Regions from separate parts of the Homo sapiens genome. Here region 1 is linked to region 2. A link is a contact called in ENCODE POLR2A ChIA-PET data. All regions are on one chromosome and are shown on one strand. The core of a region is the stretch at or near the end of the contact, and the rest is flanking DNA. Distances in the headings are between cores, read along the strand shown.

Region 1 (4,829 bases), core at 2,268-4,767, 400 kb after region 2:
TACGTTTCAGGCCAGTGCTACCTGTGTGCAGATGCCCATGGCCTGCTCCAGGGCATGGCTTTCGGAGCTCCCTGCTCCTGCCACATCCGTCCTGACCTCTCTCTTGGCTGCATTGGTCCTGACCTCTCTCTCAGCTGCATCAATCCTCGCCTCTCTCCTGGCTCATTTCTGCCAGCACAAAACTTGGTATAAATGCCCCTGGCCTAAGGAAATCTTTTGACCCACTTTCCTCTCCAGCAGCCTCTCCATTTCTCTGCTTGCCACACGCACACATGCACATATGCACACGCACACACATGCGCACACACGTATGCACACACGCACGATCCATGCACACAATGCATGCACACACAGGAAATTCCTCAGAGAATCATCTGTTGCCACTGTGTCCATTTTCTCTCTCCCTCCCCATTCAGGTTTTTGCCCCTCAACTTTACTGAAACTGTTCCTCTCTGAGCTGCCAAAGTCTGACTAAAGTGACAAATTCTCAGTCCTCAAATTATAGATGCAGAAGCAGCCTCTGACCTGCTGACTGCTCTTGCTTCCTTGAAACGCTTTCTTCTCCTGGCCGCCAGGATGCCACGCACTGCTGGGTTTTCTTGTATCTTCTTGGTCACTTCTCAGTCCACCCTGACCTTCAAACATGCTGCACCCAGAAGTCGGTGCCCTCCACTCACTCCCTAGGGGATCCCCTCCAACCTCATGATTATTTTATTTTATTGCTGGGATTACAGGTGCACGCCACACTCCCAGCTAATTTTTGTTGTTGTTTGAGACGGAGTCTCACTCTGTCGCCCTGGCTGGAGTGCAGTGGTGCGATCTCGGCTCACTGCAACCTTCGCCTCCTGGGTTCAAGTGATTCTCCTGCCTCAGCCTCCCAAGTAGCTGTGATTACAGGCGCATGCCACCACACCCAGCTAAATTTTGTATTTTTAGTGGAGGTGGGGTTTCACCATGCTGGCCAGGCTGGTCTCGAACTCCTAAACCTCAGGTGATGCACTCACCTCAGCCTCCCAAAGTGCTGGGATTACAGGCATGAGCCATGGCACCGATCTGTTTATTTTTGAGACAGTGTCTCACTCTGTCAACCAGGCTGGATTGCAGTGGCGCAATCATGGCTAACTGCAGCCTCCACCTCCCAGGTTCAGATGATCCTCTCACCTCAGCCTCCCAAGAAGCTGAGACCACAAGTGTGCACACCTTGCCCGACTAATATTTTTTATTATATTTTTAGAGATGGAGTCTCCCTATGTTGTCCAGGTTGTTCTCGAACTCCTGAGCTCAAGTGATCCTCCCATCTCAGCCTCCCAAAGTGCTGGGATTAGAGGCAGGAGCCCCCACACCCGGCCCCATGATTGTAAATAACTCTGTCTGCTGGGACGCCTGGGGGATCTTTCCAACCAGATTTCTCTGCTGGACTCCAGACTTGCAGAGCTCTGTCGTCAGCCTCCACGCAGGGCTGCAACAGAGCCACGGCATGTCTGGTCCCAGCAGATGCTCTGCCCAGACCTGTCCTCTCACTCTTTGCTGTCACGCCAGGGCCACTCCATCCCTTCCATTGTTCAGGCAATGAACATGGCATCATCCTTGAACCCTGTCTTTCTCTCATATCCCATAACCAATCTGTCCATGGTTCCACCTTCAAAATATACCCAGATATGTGATGATGTTGAGGAATTGCTGGTAACTTTTTTAGATGTGATAATGGTATTGTGGTTGTGTTTTGTTTTTGTTTTTGTTTTAGACGGAGTTTCGCTCTTGTCACGCAGGCTGGAGTGCAGTGGCGTGACCATGGCTCCCTGCAACCTCCGCCTCCCAGGTTTAAGCAATTTTCCTGCCTCAGCCTCCTGAGTAGCTGGAGTTACAGGCATGCACCACCTCACCTGGCTAATTTTTATATTTTTAGTAGAGACTAAAAACAGGGTAGTGGTGTGATCACAGCTCACTGTAGTCTTGACCTCTTGGGCTCAAGCAATCCTCCTGTCTCAGCCTCCCAAATAGCTGGGACCACAGGCTCCCACCACCACGCCTGGCTAATTTCTTTAAAAATTTTTATAGGGATGGAGTCTCACTGTGTTGCCCAGTCTTGTCTTGAACTCCTGGGCTCAACCAGTCCTCCTGCCCTAGCCTCCTAAAGTGCTGGGATTACAGGGAGGGAGATACCATGCCTAGCTAGTTTCATTTGTTATCTGCCTGGTGTGTGTAGACATCTGCTTTGTCACCTCCATTGTGGAGAGCAACATGGGGTTTCACCATGTTGGCCAGGCTGGTCTTGAACTCCTGACCTCAGGTGATCCATTCCCCTTGGCCTCCCAAAGTGCTGGGATTACAGGCATGAGCCACCACGTCTGGCCATGGTTGTGTTTTTTAAAAGAGCTCTTATCTTTTCCAGAGTCTTACTGAAATATTTACAGATGAAATAATGTGATGCCTGGAATTTACTCACAATAACCTAGGGCAGTGCTTCTCAAGCTTTGGCATGCATTCAAGTCCCCTGGAGGGCTCATTAAAACAGCTTTCTAGGTCTTGAGCCCAGAGCTTCTGATTCACAAGGCCTGGGGTGGGCCCCGTAACTTGTATTTCTAATGCTTGGTGCTGCTGGTGTGAGGAGCCCATTTTGAGTTGAGCTGATCTAAGGTATAGGAGAGTGAGTAGCCTGGGCGTGGGCTGGGAGAAGGTGGAGTTGGTGGGTACGTGGTAATGAAGGTACAAGGGTTTATTATGTCACCCTACTTTTCTTTGGAAAGTTCCGCAACTAAAAAGCACGTGTGTATGTGTGTCTGTCTGTCTGTCTGTCTCCAGAACTCTTCAGCTCTTCCATTGCTGCGCCCTGGCTCAGGCTAGAGTCCTCTCTTGCCCAGGTGGCGCTAGCACCTCCTAACTGGTCTCCTTCCTTCTCTCCTTGTTCCTCTAGAGTCAGTTCTCAACAGAGCAGCCAGGATGATCCCCAGACCCCTGCAGTGGCATTCAGAGTGACACCCAAAACCTTTCTGTGACCTCAAACTTCTGTGCAGTGTGTTCCCCACGCCACTTCCTCCATGAACCTTCAGTCACACTGCCCGCCTCGCTGGGGCTTGCACTGGTCAGGAGTGCTTCTGCCGCAGGACCTTTGCACGTGCCCTTCTGGGCCTACAGTGCTCCTCCACTCTCCATGCAGCCATCTCCCTGGCTTCCTTCAGGTCCGCATTCAGATGTCACCCTTGCAATGAGGCCTTCTCAGACAACACCATCTAAAATGTCACTTCCCCTTCCCCACTATTCATACCCTACTCCCTGCTCACTTTTTCTGCTCCGCGCCTGTCACTGTCTATATTGCACTGATTGATCTTATCTATCCTGGCAGGAAGCTTGAGCAGCGCCCGCCTCTTCCTGGCTGTGCCTCGGCAGTGCCCCCACCCCAGCCTCCCACCCCATCTTGGTCTGCACCCCCTGCCATCACTCATCCATTCATTCCTCCTGTTCCTCTTGGCCACTGCCAAATGCTGGATGGTTTCCATCTGTTTGGTTCACTGCAGTGTCTCTGTCCCTGGAAGGGTGCCAGCCACAGAAGGCACGAAGATGTGTCCACAGAGCCGGCGGCTAAAAATCTGGCAAGAGGAGTCGAGGAAGGGGGCTGAGGAGGTAGAAGGGAGGGCTTTCCTCAAAAGGCCAGAAATTCGTGGCCAGCCAAAGGGGAAGCAAAGACATTCTCGTGTAGGAAAACTTACAGGAAATGCAACTAAAAGCGTGGGAGACAGGAAGTCTGTGTATTTCTGAGATTATCAAGAAAGGGGGGATGGAAGTTGCAAATGGGCAGGCCAAATTCAGTCTGCAGAGGTGTGCTTCCAGCCCACGCAGTGCTTAAAATAAATGGAGATGGTTGCCAGCACTGGAAGGTCTGGAGTGCCCTGTCTCCTGGAAACACTGCAGCCTGGCACCACTGGGCTGGTGAGCATGACTGGCACCTGCAGCAGCTGCCCACCAGCTAATGGCAGGTGTGTGTTCTCTGCTCACCCAAAGCCCTTCCAGCAGCTTCATTTTGTTGTTGTTGTTTATTTGTTTTTGAGACAGGGTAGTGGTACAATCACAGCTCACTGCAGTCTTGACCTCCTGGGCTCAAGCAATCCTGCTATCTCAGCCTCCCAAGTAGCTGGGACCACAGGTTCCCACCACCATGCCTGGTTACTTTTTAAAAGAATTTTTGTAGGGATGGAGTCTCCCTGTGTTGCCCAGGCTGGTCTTGAACTCCTGGGCTGAAGCAATCCTCCTGCCTTGGCCTCCCAAAGTGCTAGGATTACAGGTGCGAGCCACCATGCCTGGCTAGCTTCATTTGCTACCTTCCTGGTGTGTGTAGACATCTGTGTTGTCACCCCCATTTTGGAAAGCAAAAAGGATTTCTTCTTCCTTCAAACATAATTGAGAAAATACAGTTGTTTGGGGGCAAGTAGGGTGCGGGGTGACTCTGGAACCGGCCTCCTGGGAAGCCAGGCCTCTGGGAGTGCTGGAGGTGGGCAGTGAGGCTGCCAGGCCCCTGCCTTCTGGGGTGGGGTGCATGCTCCTGATACATCAGAAGGGTCGGGGGAGGACTTGGAGGTGAAGGCACTGCAGGAAGAGAGGAAGCTTACTGGAGAGACGGTCAATGGGGCAGTCAGGCTTTAAAAGGACGGGCCCACCAAGTGAAAAGATGACCAAGTGTTTGGGCTGAATTGTGTCCTCCAAAAGGATATGTTGAAGCCTAACCCCCGGGACCTCAGAAGGGGATCTTATTTGGAGATAGGGTTGTTGCAGTTGTAACGCTGAGATGAGATTATACTGGAGTAGGGTGGGCCCTTAATCCAGTGTGACTGCTG
Region 2 (4,612 bases), core at 1,218-3,717:
GCCAATTTATAAGTGTAGAATGAGAAATAGAACTGCCACAGGAAGCAGAATCACTGCCTGGTCGGCCCTGTGGGACTTTCTGGAGACTTCTGTCAAATATGCTCGTGTAAGACTGGGAGCCATGAATAAATGCACATTTTTGTTTGTTTTTGTTTTTGTTTTGTTTTTTGAGACAGGGTCCTGCTCTGTCTGCTGGAGTGCTGTGATGCAATCTCCACCTCCCGGGTTCAAGCCATCCTTCTGCCTCAGCCTCCCCGAGTAGCTGGGGCTATAGGCACGCGCCACCATGCCCAGCTAATTTTTGTATTTTTAGTAGAGACAGGGTTTCACCATATTGGCCAGGTTGGTCTCAAACTCCTGACCTCAGGTGATCTGCCCACCTCGGCCTCCCAAAGTGCTGGGATTACAGTCATGAGCCCCCGCGCCTGGCCAATATGTGTACTTTTAAAAAGTGCTTTGATAGAGGATTCTGATGTAAAATAATGCGTCTAACGTAAATTTTTTAAGGTATCACGTCTTTTTTATTCTGTGCATTTATTTAGAAACTGTTTATGACAAAAGAGTGAGATTACATGTCTAATACAGTTTTTTGGAGAGAGCATCCCTGGCCAATAGGAAAGCTTCAACAACAGAATTTCTGGGGCCTCCCGGGCACATTTTCATCCTGTTCTGGCTTTGTCAGTGATACTCAACTGCAGTGTCAGTGCCCAGTGCAAAGAGACCTTCTTCCAAGGCAAAGGTAGATGTGTGCCTGCAGGTTGGAGACGATCCAGCAAGGGAGGGTGGACTCTGGCCAAGTGCTCACCTTATTTCTGCCTGGAATTGTCAAACTGCAACTTAGCTTGAAAAATATATTTCTTCCATACCCAGAAAAGCCACAAGCGATTGCTTCATGAAAGTCTGTCTCTGTTCATCTGACTTTCCCTGTTTGTGCATCTTTTTGACCGGCTCCGTCCCTTTTGTGTGTGTGTGGTTCTTGGCTTTGTGGCTCTGACGAGTGTGTGTTTATACCTGTGTCTTGCTCCTTTTGCCTTCCGGAGTCTCTCTTTCTGCCAGGCTTATGTCTCTAGCTCAGACCTCTCCTCAGAGCTCCAGACATGCATATGCAGCTTCCCGCTGGACATGTCCACTTGGGGAGATAAAAGCACCCCAAATCATCTTTCCCCAGTGACCCCCCACCTTGCTGAGGGCCAGCCCCATTCACAGGCTACACAGACGTGAGGGTCCTACCGACTCCTTTCTCTGCCACACCCTGCTCACCTAATCCATCACCAGGCTCTGTACAGTTTGCTTACTAGGTGGATCCCAGCTTAAACCACTTCATCCCTTTCCTTCTGTGCACTGCCTCGGCCAGCTGCAAGCCGCCATCATCTCTCACTTTAACTGTGCAAAGGTCTCTCGGAGGACACCCACCATCCACTCTGCTCCTCATCTAATCCAGCCTCTATGCTGACATCAGAGTGACCGTTTCCAAACAGAATCTCATCACTATGGGAAGGAGGCCAAAATCCTTAACCTAGTATACAAGACCCACCTCTCTCGGCTTGCACCGTAGTCCTGCATGCCACCTGGGCTCCAGCCCCGAGGTCTCCTCTGGTTCCTCTCTGTTAATTCCTGCTCATCTTTCAGGGAGATGTTCAGGCGTGGGCTCCTCAGGGAAGCCTGCCACTGCACACACTTCCCATAGCTTTCTGTATGCTTCCTTCATAGCTCTGACCAGGGTTGTCATGGTATACACTGGGGATGTGTGGACTCGAGTGGCCGATGTCTCTGCCCACAGTTGGGTAAGCTTCAAGAGGCCAGGCCTGTGTCAGTTTCCCTTACTGTATTCCCAGCAGCCAACTCCTTGACTGGCATGCAGCTGCTCAGTTAGTATTTACTGAAGGAGAGAAGGGAGGGAAGAAGAAAAAGAGAATTTGATGCTCCTCTTGCTGTATCTACCTTCATGTCTCCATCGTAGTCTTCTCTCTTAGAGAAAAAAAAAAAAAGTATATTGCTTTTTTGGCCCTATGATGAGGTTAGTGTTCTCAACTGGGGGGAAAAAAAAAGCCTCGGGCACCCAATCTAAACTAAATGAAACCCATATCCTTCACCCTCAAACCTACCAGAAGCACAAATTTTAAAATGTCAGACTCCAAGAGAAATGATCATTTAAAAAAAATTAAGTCTGATCAAGAGCTAGTAATCCTTGCACAGTTCTGGGAGGGTGGAAATGCCATCACTGAAAATGACTCATGGTGTCTTTAGGTCTGTGACTGACGCAACCTACACGTGTATTTATCTACTCAACAGATATCGGAGGGCCTCACGTGTGCCTCCTACAAATTCGAATAAAACAGTAGCTTTCAAACTTTTTGTGTTTTACAGCAACTCACAGTAGGAAATACATTTTCTACTGGGATCCAGTGCACAGAGATGCACATAAAAGGCATGAAACAGTGCTTGCCTTTCTCAACAGAAGATGCCTTGATACTTTCTATTTTATTGTTTGTTTTTAGTGCTGGTCATGACCAGCTAAATCAATTTCATGACTCACTATTTGATCACAACCCTTAGTTTAAGAAATCCTGGAATAAAGCGTAATTAGAGTAGCTCCTTCTGAGTAGGCCAAGGATTCCATTGACTTATGCCGGGGTTAGCCCAGGGTGTCAGCCTGCCTGGGGCTGGGATTTTAGGTTGTATACCTCCGGGACCCTGGGGATGGCACATTTAGCATGCCACACGATAGGCACCTGTTGGCCTGCCTTCTTAGAACAGCTCAGTTTTAAATTCTGGTTGAAATAAATCATTTCAAGCAGCCTTGTTGGAGCAGTAGGCAGCCCATCCATCTCATCATCTGAAATAAGTTATTTCAGTTTCTGTGAACTAACCTGATAGGTCATCCATTCTTAACCTGGGGCCTAGGAATAGGCTTCGGGAAATTGTACCTAAAATGTGTGAGTGCACGAGAGTGAAGGGATCCATAGCTGTCATCAGAGTTTTAAACCAGTAAGGAATGAAAAAAAAAGTCTAAGAACGGTTGCCCTGGAGGCTATAAACAGTTTCTGATACTCTTGGAAAATAGTATTGAAAGGGCTGACAGTTTTAGTGTTTGCTGACTCTTCCTCTCGTGGTCTCCCTGATATTATATCCTTCTTCCTTGGTAAACTTGTTCCCATCACACCTTCACCCAGTCAGCCTCGCCCAGGCTAGAAAATGGCAGCTCTTGGCAAGCCCCCCCACCGCTGGCTGGTGCACCTGGGTGAAGACACCGCAGCTCTTGGTAGGGGGGATGGGGGGGCGGGGAGTGCAAAAGGCCAGGACCCAAGTTCAAGTCCTGTGCCATAGAGTCCTACATCCCATCAACAGTGCCCCACTGTGTGGTGTTTCATAAGGGAGCAGCCCCACCTCCAGGAACTTCACTCACAGCTGCTCACAAAAATTACAGTCAACTTTACCACATTTACTAGCTGACTGATTTACAGTCAACTTTACCACATTTACTAGCTGACTGATTTTTTTTTTTTTTTGGTTGATGTAAGCAGTGATCCATTTTAGAAAATGAAAAGTAATGAGGAAACTCAATATATAAAACAGACATAGGTCTAACTGCTGTAGTTCAAGGGGAAGAAAAGCCCCAAGGCTCTCCATAGAGAAGGGGCTGTTGACTAGGCCTTAACTCCGAGGAAATCACAACTTCCTCACTGTGTGATGTTCTTAGAAAAACTCTCTATAAATCCTCTCAGAAAACCCCATGGAATCGCTAGACATCGATCTGCCACAAATGGGAAAATCACATTCCCAGGCCGTAACACTATGGCAGTTAGCAGGGCCGGGGTCACCAGTGTGTGACCTGCTTCCTCACACGGGGCCCCAGATGGACTTCGTGTTCTGCTCTCTCCAGCTTGAAACTCTTCATGTTTTTTTTTTGTTTTTTTTTTGAGACAGAGTCTCACTGTGTCACCCACGCTGGAGTGCAATGGTGCAATCTTGGCTCACTGTAACCTCTGCTTCCCAGGTTCAAGCGATTCTCATGCCTCAGCCTCCCAGCTAGCTGGGATTACAGGTGCCCGCCACCACACCTGGCTAATTTTTGTAATTTTAGTAGGTGGGATTTCACTATGTTGACCAAGCTCGTCTCAAACTCCTGACCTCAGGGGATCCACCCACCTCCGCCTCCCAAAGTGCTGGAATTACAGGCATGAGCCACTGTGCCCGGCCAATTCTTAATGATTTTTAAGCAGCTGCCCCAAATTTTCATTTTGCCACGGGCCCCCGACATTCCATAGCCGGTCCTAACTGGTAGAACTTTGCCTGTTCTTTTGAGTGCCTTTGTTGAGAAAAGTAATTAAGGACCTGCTGACTGGACTGCAGTGACTCAGTGAAGTGCTTGCAGCTTTATGTGAACAACAAGAAACAAAAACAGCACACTGTATTTAGAGCTCCAGACGTCTGTGCGGACCCAAGTCTGCTGGCAGGGGTATTGATGTCGTACTTCGTCATTTCTGAGTGCCATTAGAGCCACCAACCTGTTCTGGGCCTAGGCTGGGTCTGTAAGCGCCCCTGTTCTCGTAAATACTTTATTTGTAGAGTTCCTGCTGCTGGGCTGGCCAGCACTTCCTCATTGTGTGAA

Evidence for each region. ChIA-PET counts read pairs that join two places held with the same protein, here RNA polymerase II (POLR2A).
Region 1: POLR2A ChIA-PET joins it to region 2 with 11 read pairs in activated CD4-positive, alpha-beta T cell. The contact joins two enhancer-like sites. POLR2A ChIA-PET finds 5 or more read pairs at or near these places in 2 of 52 experiments (activated CD4-positive, alpha-beta T cell and activated naive CD4-positive, alpha-beta T cell).

Annotation. Positions count from the first base shown.
Region 1 is chr6:158,005,919-158,010,747 of GRCh38, forward strand. All of the region lies in intron 1 of SYNJ2 (synaptojanin 2), which reads left to right. Among named protein-coding and RNA genes, the nearest start is that of SYNJ2-IT1, 7.2 kb to the left of the region's middle. RefSeq lists an enhancer at 3,512-3,651. Within about 2 kb of position 3,518, at least 24 of the 41 ENCODE cell types and tissues checked have a DNase peak (open chromatin) inside an H3K27ac peak, as active enhancers do.
Region 2 is chr6:157,610,869-157,615,480 of GRCh38, forward strand. All of the region lies in intron 3 of ZDHHC14 (zDHHC palmitoyltransferase 14), which reads left to right. Among named protein-coding and RNA genes, the nearest start is that of MIR3692, 84 kb to the left of the region's middle. Within about 2 kb of position 2,468, at least 10 of the 41 ENCODE cell types and tissues checked have a DNase peak (open chromatin) inside an H3K27ac peak, as active enhancers do.